Linked DNA regions of Homo sapiens: region 2 is linked to region 1. A link is an interaction called in ENCODE POLR2A ChIA-PET data of the cell type or tissue named here. Cell type or tissue: PC-9. All regions are shown on one strand. Each heading gives the region's core, and the rest is flanking DNA. Links, peaks and the distances in the headings are about the cores only. Region 1 overlaps RAB11FIP3 (RAB11 family interacting protein 3). Region 2 overlaps RAB40C (RAB40C, member RAS oncogene family).

What was found. ChIA-PET counts read pairs that join two places held together with the same protein. Peaks named below come from ENCODE experiments on the same cell type or tissue, not always from the same donor. Only the 100,000 strongest peaks of a DNase experiment are listed, where the experiment ranks them.
Region 2: POLR2A ChIA-PET joins it to region 1 with 11 read pairs; 12 of 35 experiments call an interaction of 5 or more read pairs at or near these places.

What each region holds. Positions count from the first base shown.
Region 1 is chr16:516,334-520,713 of GRCh38, reverse strand. It overlaps RAB11FIP3 (RAB11 family interacting protein 3), which reads right to left. Exons shown (of 14, transcript NM_014700.4): 10 at 1,690-1,771; 11 at 823-960; 12 at 437-592; 13 at 115-255. Among named protein-coding and RNA genes, the nearest start is that of LINC00235, 8.9 kb to the left of the region's middle. In PC-9, for the core only: no CTCF peak of the experiment used is centred there; no DNase peak of the experiment used is centred there.
Region 2 is chr16:619,861-624,240 of GRCh38, reverse strand. All of the region lies in intron 3 of RAB40C (RAB40C, member RAS oncogene family), which reads right to left. Among named protein-coding and RNA genes, the nearest start is that of WFIKKN1, 8.9 kb to the left of the region's middle. RefSeq lists an enhancer at 1,787-2,540. In PC-9, for the core only: no CTCF peak of the experiment used is centred there; a DNase peak (open chromatin) is centred at 1,850.

The DNA.
Region 1 (4,380 bases), core at 92-4,091:
CAGGTGGTCAGAGCTGAGGCGCATGGGCCACAGGCCACAGCGCATAAACCACAGCGCACAGACAGTGCAGACTGTGGACCCCAGGCCACACCGTGCAGACACGGGATGTGTTACCTCATCTCGGGAGACGGAGCTGATCTCTGCAGCCAGGGACTCAGAGAAGGCTGTGGAGAAGAGGCTCTTGGCGCCCTGGATGCTGAGGGTAATGATCTGCCCGTTCAGCTCCTCGTTCTGCTCCTTCAGGTTGCGGTTGTCCTGAAGGCACAGCAACATCACTACTGGGCTGTGGCCCCTGCTGGTGGCTGAGCAGGGACAAGGACTGCCCGGGGAAAAAGGCCTCCAGCTCAGATGCTGACCCTCCACGGCCCCCCCTTCCCAACCAGTCTTGTGGAAGCTTCTGCAGGAGTGTGAGGGAGGGAGGCCCAGGCCTGCCCACCTGCTTCAGCCTGCGGACCTCCTGCTCCAGCTCGCTCTCCCGGGCGCGGCTGTGGTACTCCTGCAGGCCCATGCTGCTGCTGCGGCCCCGCCGCTGCTCGGCCTCCAGCTTGAGGAGCTGCAGGTGCTCCAGCTGCTTTCGGAGGTCCTCGATCAGCTGCAGGGCAACCGTGCAGTGAGCCGGGGGGCCTGGGCTCCCAGGGGCCACCGTCAGCCATCACTTGGCTGTAGAACCTCAGGGTTGATCTGGCCGTCTCTCGGGAGGACGACACACACCAGCGGCTATGCCCAAAGCAGCACAGCCAAGAGCTAGCGTCTCAGGAAACAAAGGCTCCCCGTGGGGCAGGCTGGGCGCAGGACTGGGCGTGGGGCAGGGTGGGTGCTCACCTCCTGGGTGGCCTCCTTGTCCCTCTGGAACTGGTGCCTCTCGTGACTCAGCCTGTCCCCCATTCTCCTCTTGTTCTCCTGCTCTTCACTGAGCCGCAGCGTCAGCGACTCTATCTCATCCAACAGCTTCTGCTTCTCCTGCAGGGGTGGACACCTGCCCTGGATGCGGGTCACGCACCTACCTGTGCATGCAGCTTGCCCCGGCCGTCTGTCCCTCCAATCTCTGAGTCTCCCAACAGCAACGCGGTGGCGCCCGTGCTTGGAGCGCGACAGGGCTGGGTCTGAGCCTTCCTGCCTCTCAGTGGAGGTCAAGGCCACCTGCTTCTGGGTAGAGGCGCACACGCAGGCCACGAGGGCCGTTTCTCACGAGGGGCAGGAAGGACCTTTGTGTGGACAGGACCTGACTCAGTGGCTGTGGGCACCTCCAGCCGGGCTCCTCTGGTTCATGGGAGTCAGGGCCCAAGTGCTCTGAGAATATCCTTCCTGGGAGCTTCCCAGAGCACACCTGGTGAGGTGGGGGCAGGGAGGTCTCGCAGTGACAAGCTGGGGTGTGGGAGCCCCATGTGTAGCCTCTGCCTCCACGTCGGCAGTGGTTGGGGCATAAGTGGCTGGCTGATGCCTTCCCCTTGGAGGACAATTCCCAGATTCAGAGCCCTGGGTCCATCTAGGAGTGAGCCTCTGGGCCCTGCTCCTGTGGGTGGAGCACGGTCCAGTGTCTTCCAGCGGCCTGGGCCCTGAGCTGGCCCCGTTCCCTCACACACAGCACAGTATCCCGCTCAGCACAGAGCTCAGGGCTACCTCAGCTGCCCCACAGGCAGGGCATGGGCTGGCCCCACTGGCCACAGCTCCAGGCTGTTGGCAGCTCACCTCCTCCAGACGCTCAATGTTGGCCTTCAGACAGGGCGTGCAGGACCGGAGTTCACTGTTCTCCTCGTCCAGTTGCTGTAGCCTGGGACACAAGAACAAAGCTGAAACTCACTCCAGGAAGCTCGCCTCTACAGGGCCAGTGTGCCCTGTGTCTCAGGGAAACCCTGCTGGGGCCGCCCTGTGACCAACAGACGCCCCCAAACGACCAGGGCCAATCCTTATGTGCCCACCCATGTGCTCCAGGGCACAGCTTTTCCGTAATCCTTGAAGGTTTTAGTATTATTTTTTTATTTTTTTCTTGAGGCAGAGTCGCACTCTGTCACCAGGCTGGAGTGCAGTGGTGTGATCTCAGCTCACTGCAAGCTCCATCTCCCGGGGTTCAAGCGATTCTCCTGCCTCAGCCTCCTGAGTAGCTGGGATTACAGGCGCCTGCCACCACGCCCGGCTAATTTTTGTAATTTCAGTAGAGAGGGGGTTTCGCCATGTTGGCCAGGCTGGTCTCGAACTCCTGACCTCATGATCCGCTTGCCTCAGCCTCCCAAAGTGCTGTGATTACAGGCGCGAGCCACCCCGCCGGCCATCCACGGTGGTTTTTTTAATATACTTTGGGTTTTGGAATAATTTTAGGTTTACAGAAAAGTTGAAGGCGAGTACAGTGGCTTACGCCTGTAATCCCAACACTTTGGGAGGCCAATGCGGGAGGATTGCTTGGGCCCAGGAGTTTGAGACCAGCCTGGGCAATATAGTGAGACCCCCATCTCTATAAAAAAATACAAAAATTAGCCGAGCATAGTGGCACATGCCTGTAGCTCCAGCTACTTGAGGGGCTGAGGTAGGAGGATCACTTGATCCTGGAAGTACAAGGCTGCAGTGAGCTGTGATCCCGCCACTGCGCTCCAGCCTAGTGACAAAGCAAGATCCTGTATCTATTTATTTACTTATTTTGAGACAGTCTCACTCTGTTGCCCAGGCTGGAGTGCAGTGGCACCATCTCGGCTCACTGCAAGCTTCGCCTTCCGGGTTCACGCCATTCTCCTGCCTCAGCCTCCCGAGTAGCTGGGACTACAGGCGACTGCCACCACACCCGGCTAATTTTTTCTATTTTTAGTAGAGACGGGGTTTCACTGTGTTAGCCAGGATGGTCTCAATTTCCTGACCTGGTGATCCACCTGCCTCGGCCTCCCAAAGTGCTGGGATTACAGGCGTGAGCCACCGCGCCCGGCCAAGATCCTGTATCAAAAAGAAAAAAAGAAGTAGCAGACACAGTGTAGTCCCCGTGGGCCCTGCACTGGCCTCCCTTGGTGTGGTCACTGTTCTTCACTGTGGTGTTATGTGTCACAGTCACAGAGCCACATTGGGACACTCTGCAGACCACACTAACTGAAGACTGTGGCTTTCCCATGCGTGCCCTTTCTGTTCTGGGACCCCATCCAGCAACCACACTGCATTTGTTTGGTTTTTTGAGAGAGGGTCTCGCTCTGTTACCCAGAGTGCACTGGTGGAATCTCAGCTCACTGCAGCCCCGACCTCCCGGGCTCAGGAGATCCTCCTGCCTCAGCCTCCCAAGTAGCTGGGAGTACACGTGTGCCCCACCACACGTGGCTAATTTTTAAATTTTTTGCAGAGACAAGGTCTTGCTGTGTTGCCTGAGCTGGTCTCCAACTCTGAGCTTAAAGGTTCCAACAGCCTCAGCCTCCCAAAGAGCTGGGATTACAGGTGTGAGCCACCGTGCCCAGCCCACACTGCATTTTGTCTCCTCCGTCCCCTGGTCTGTGAGTCTCCCAGACTTTCCTGTGTTTTCCGACCTTGACGGTGTCGAGCAGGCCTGTCATGGTGTCTGTAGAGCGTCCCCCACGTTGGGTCCGTCTGGTGTTTTCTCGCAATTAGACTGGGTGATGGGTTTTGGGAAGATGCCCACAGAGGTGCGGGGCCCTTCCCGTCACACCGTATCAGGGTCCTGACGTCCGCACGGCTTTCTGATCACCTGGCCAAGGTCTGCCTGCCAGGTGTGCACTCTGACAGGTCCCTGCTTTCCCGCCCGCTCTGTCCTCTGGAAGCCGCTCACTGGGTCCAGCCCCCGCCTCCTGGAGGGAGTGTCTGCGGACATTATGTGGAATTCCTCTGTGAGGAAGATTTGTGTCTTCTCTATTTATTTATTTTATTTTATTTTTGAGATGGAGTTTTGCTCTTGTCGCCCAAGCTGGAGTGCAACCTCTGCCTCCCAGGTTCAAGTGATTCTCCTGCCTCAGCCTCCCGAATAGCTGGGATTACGGGCGGCCGCCACCGCGCCTGGCTAATTTTTGTATTTTCAGTAGAGACAGGGTTTCACCATGTTGGCCAGGCTGGTCTGGAACTCCTGACCTCAGATGATCCACCTGCCTCGGCCTCCCAAAGTGCTGGGGTTACAGGCGTGAGCCACCGCGCCCGGCCCTCTTTTCTGTTCGTTGATGATAATTTATCTGTGTCATATGGACTCACGCACTTTATGCTTTGGATTGTAATCCAAGGCTGTCACTATGAGTTTGTTAAACTGTTCCAGCTTTGGCGTCTGGCAACTCCTTCAGCTGGCCCATGTCCCTCTGAGATAACCTCAGTGTCTGTGCTCATGGGGGGTTTTTAGTGTAAGCACCTCATTTTCAGATACTACACATTGCTGCAGGCTTAGCCTGTCCCAGCCTCAGAACTGGCCAT
Region 2 (4,380 bases), core at 275-4,274, 100 kb before region 1:
ACAACACAGCCCACTCTCCCTAGTGGCAACCTCCCGCATGGCAACCTCCCGCATGGCAAGCCCACAACTCAGAAGTAACTGAGGATGTGTGTCACAGTGGCGCTGATAACAACGACAAGCCAGACACAAATTAAATGTCCAGCCTCAGGGGACAGCTGAGTAAGCGGCAGTGAAATGTACCGTGCAGATGCTGAAGACAGCAGCAGTGCATGTAAAAGCGTGCATGCTGGCCAAGGAGAGATGTGCAACCCAGGTGAGGTAAGAACGCAGGTCCCAGCACTGCGGATGGCATTTTCTTTTTTTTTGAAACAGGGTCTCACTCTGTCAGCCAGGCTGGGGTTCATGCAGTGGCACGATCATGGCTCACTGCAGCCTGATATTCTGAGCCTCAGCTTCCTGAGTGGCTGGGAATACAGGTGTGAACCACCACATCTGGCTAAGTTTTTTTAAACATTTTTTAGAGATGGGATCTTGCTATGTTGCCCAGGCTGGTCTTGAACCCCTGGCCTCAAGTGATCCTCCTGCCTCAACTTCCTAAAGTGCTGGGATCAGAGGTGTGAGCCACTGTGCCCAGCCCAGCATGATTTCTTTTTTTTTTTTTTTTGAGACGGAGTCTCACTCTGTCGCCCAGGCTGGAGTGCAGCCGCACGATCTCCGCTTCCGGGTTCACGCCATTCTCCTGCCTCAGTCTCCTGAGTAGCTGGGACTACAGGCGCCCGCCACCATGCCCGGCTAATTTTTTTGTATTTTTTTTTAGTAGAGACAGGGTTTCACCGTGTTAGCCAGGATGGTCTTGATCTCCTGACCTCCCGATCTGCCCACCTCGGCCTCCCAAAGTGCTGGGATGACAGGCGTGAGCCACCGCGCCCGGCCCAGCATGATTTTTAAAAAATAAAAGTATGAACACACAACACATTACACTGAAGAAGTTTATATGGACATAAAACAAATGCTAAAAGGCTGGAGAGGGGTAACTTTTGATGCTGACCTGTTTTCTGTGGCAAACACCCCTATTCGCATGACACTGAAAACTCTAGAAAGAGAGCAGAAGGCCCGCCTCCCGGCTGATGGGCTGCCTCAGGCTCCAAGTGTGCTGTGACGCGGGGGGCCCTGGCCACACCTCCCGGCTGCTGCCCTGAGCGGGCCCCCACTTCCTGGGATGGCCATGTCTGAGGAGTAGGGGTTACGGGCAGGGGCGATGGCACAGGAGGACCCGGAGGCTTGCTCCGGCGTGGGTCACAGTGAGGCCGCAGGGACCCAAATGACCACGGAGTGAGAAACCAAAAGGAGACTCTCGGTGACCAGCAGCCGCCTAACGAACGGCACCCTAAGCACCCTCAGCTGCGTGTCTCAAGGGGCAGAGCACGGGACAAACAGACTCTTCCACTGCCTTCTGTTTTCTAAAACTGATCTGATTTTTAAAAAACTAGCGACTTCGGCCAGGCGCCGTGGCTCACGCCTGCGATCCCAGCACTTTGGGAGGCCGAGGCAGGCGGATCACGAGGTCAAGAGATGGAGACCATCCTGGCCAACATGGTGAAACCCCGTCTCTACTAAAAATACAAAAATTAGCTGGACGCGGTGGTGCACACCTAGTTCTAGCTACTCGGGAGCCTGAGGCAGGAGAATGGCGTGAACCCGGGAGGCGGAGGTTGCAGTGAGCCGAGATCGCGCCACGGCACTCCAGCCTGGCGACAGAGCCAGACCGTGTCTCAAAAAACAAAACAAAAGAACGAGCGAGTGCTCTAGGGGATGAGTCAGGACGCGCGCTCGCCCTGCTCTAGGCCCCTCTAGGAGCCGCCCTGACAGTCAGTTTCCTCAGCGTCTACAGACGTGTCCACGGTGCCGCTCATGCCTCGCGGGCGGGGTCAAGGGGGTGGAGGCACTTGGCGCTGCTCCCACCCGCACGCCCTGAGCTCAGGCCCAGCACCCCCGCCTGCTCGTGAACTGGTACTGCGCCAGCTCTTGGGTAACGGTGGCAATATGCATCTGAGCACGTTTACACCTTTTTTTGATCAACTCGACCTACACGATAAATTCCCAGAAGTAGAACTGCTGGGCCTAAGAGTGGGTGTCCTTTTTGCTATCATTTTTTACTGAGCTGTAACTTACAAAGCACAAAATACAAAGATCCGAGGTTTGAACATTTTGATGAATTTTGACAAACACATGCCCCTTCCACCCATGTGGCTGAAGCTCCCAAGGTACAGCCAGCGAGAGTGAAGCCCTCCTCCTGCATCCCTGCACCCAGGCTCTGCCCAGGAGCAACTGACATGTAAAATGGGAGCTACTGCCAAGCCGCGCCCACTCACATCCACCCGCCCACCTGTGTGCCGACAAGCCAGCAGCACGTGTGCCTCCCGTACCACGCTCCACATAAACCCCCTCTCAGGGAAACAAATCCACACCTTTGTCCTGAAGCAGACATGGCACTTGGCCACAGCCTTCCTGGCACTAAGCCCGCTGACCCCAAATTCTCAGCTAAACAGGATGGCACATCCCGTCAGCCACACTGCAGTTACAAGGAGCCTACCCCACCCTCCACACACCAAGGGACCTGCACCTGGGTGACCCACTCATCCCACCAGCGGGTTGTGGCACCCGCTTCTGAGAGGGGCCGTCTCAGATCACAGCAACAGAATATGCAAACACGACCATGAAGTCTAGGGAGCCCGGCCTTCGGCGGCACGTGAAGGGCCTCGCGGGAAGAGCCGCGGGACTGCTGCTGTGTGACAGGTGACGGCAGCGGGGAGTGGCCGGTGGCCTTTGCTGGTGCCATCTGCAAGACCCAGGCCGCGGGGACCTTCCAGGCCTCTCCACTCTCTAACGGAGGGAGGCAGAGTGACAAATCCCGGCTGGGACAGACAGTCCTTGCTAGTCTGTGTCTCATCAGGGGCGGCGGGAGAAACCCTGCTGCAAACCTGGGCTCTGCACCTCGGCTGGATGCACCCGCACCTCACCGCTGCTCACCAGGCAGGAGAGACACAGGACAGGGCTGGGCTCCCGGGGTGGCCCAAATGCTCAGTCACGGCGGTCAGAGGCCCGCCTGGAGACTCAGGTGCTTCTCCCGGGGCAAGGAAGCACCTGGCACCCTCAACCCAGGACCAACATGTGCACCTGGGTCTGTAACCTGCTCCTCGCATGTGGAAAATGACAGCTCAGAATTTCCAGAGTTAACAAGACAAAACAAAGACATAACCAGTTGTGCCAGATGCTTTGGAAAGAACACGGAGATGATAACAGAGCTTGCTTTCCAGGACCTCAGCCTGGCAAATGCAGAGCTTATGAACTGCTTTTTTCTTTTTTAGTTCTCATGCAGCTGAACAGAAATCACGACTGTACTGGCCTCGTGTCCCACAGACCTCCCTGTGTGGGAGCTGGGATGCCTGCGGTGGAGCCCGTCGGGGGGGGTGGCTGGGATGCCCGCGGTGGAGCCCGTCGGCGGGGGGCTGGGATGCCCGCGGTGGAGCCCGTCGGCGGGGGGCTGGGATGCCCGCGGTGGAGCCCGTCGGCGGGGGGCTGGGATGCCCGCGGTGGAGCCCATCGGGGGGGGCTGGGATGCCCGCGGTGGAGCCCGTCGGGGGGGGGCTGGGATGCCCGCGGTGGAGCCCGTCGGGGGGGGCTGGGATGCCCGCAGTGGAGCCTGTCAGGTTCAGCCTCCCTGCTGCCTTTTCCAGTATCTCCCCAACAACCCTTTATTGTCATCCAACATAACTGCGCCCCATATTTTTTAATACCAAAATAGTATATGTTTATTGCAGAAAAATCACGAAATACTTAAAAGCAAAAGGAAGACAAGAAGGCATTTTTGTAGATGTAAATCACCCACACAGCTCCTCCTTTTTTTTTGAGATGGAGTTTCACTCGTCGCCCAGGTTGGCGTGCAATGGCACAATCTCGGCTCACTGCAACCTCCACCTCCTGGGTTCAAGCGATTCTCCTGCCTCAGCCTCCTAAGTAGCTGGGATTATAAGCGCCCGCCACCATGCTCGGCTAATTTTTGTATTTTTCGTAGAGATGGGGTTTCACCATGTTGGTCAGGTTGGTCTCCAACTCTTGACCTCGTGATCTGTCTGCCTTGGCCTCCCAAAGTGCTGGGATTACAGGCGTGAACCACCGCACCAGCCCCAACTCCTCTTTCAATAGCAGGCAGGGCCCATGGAATGCATCCTTGAGCCTGCCCGTCTTCCACCTGCCTGCTCCACGAATCACGGCCATGTTGCTCCAGTTCTCACAGGGATGGCACGGAGCCTGCAGGCCCTTCTGCTCCCATGAGGGAGCTGCCAACATCTCCGAGGGAACTCCCAGGACAGGGTGCGACCCAGCCCGCCCTGGCGTCCTTCCCACCCACCGCCAGCAGGTAGAAGACATCAGATCCAA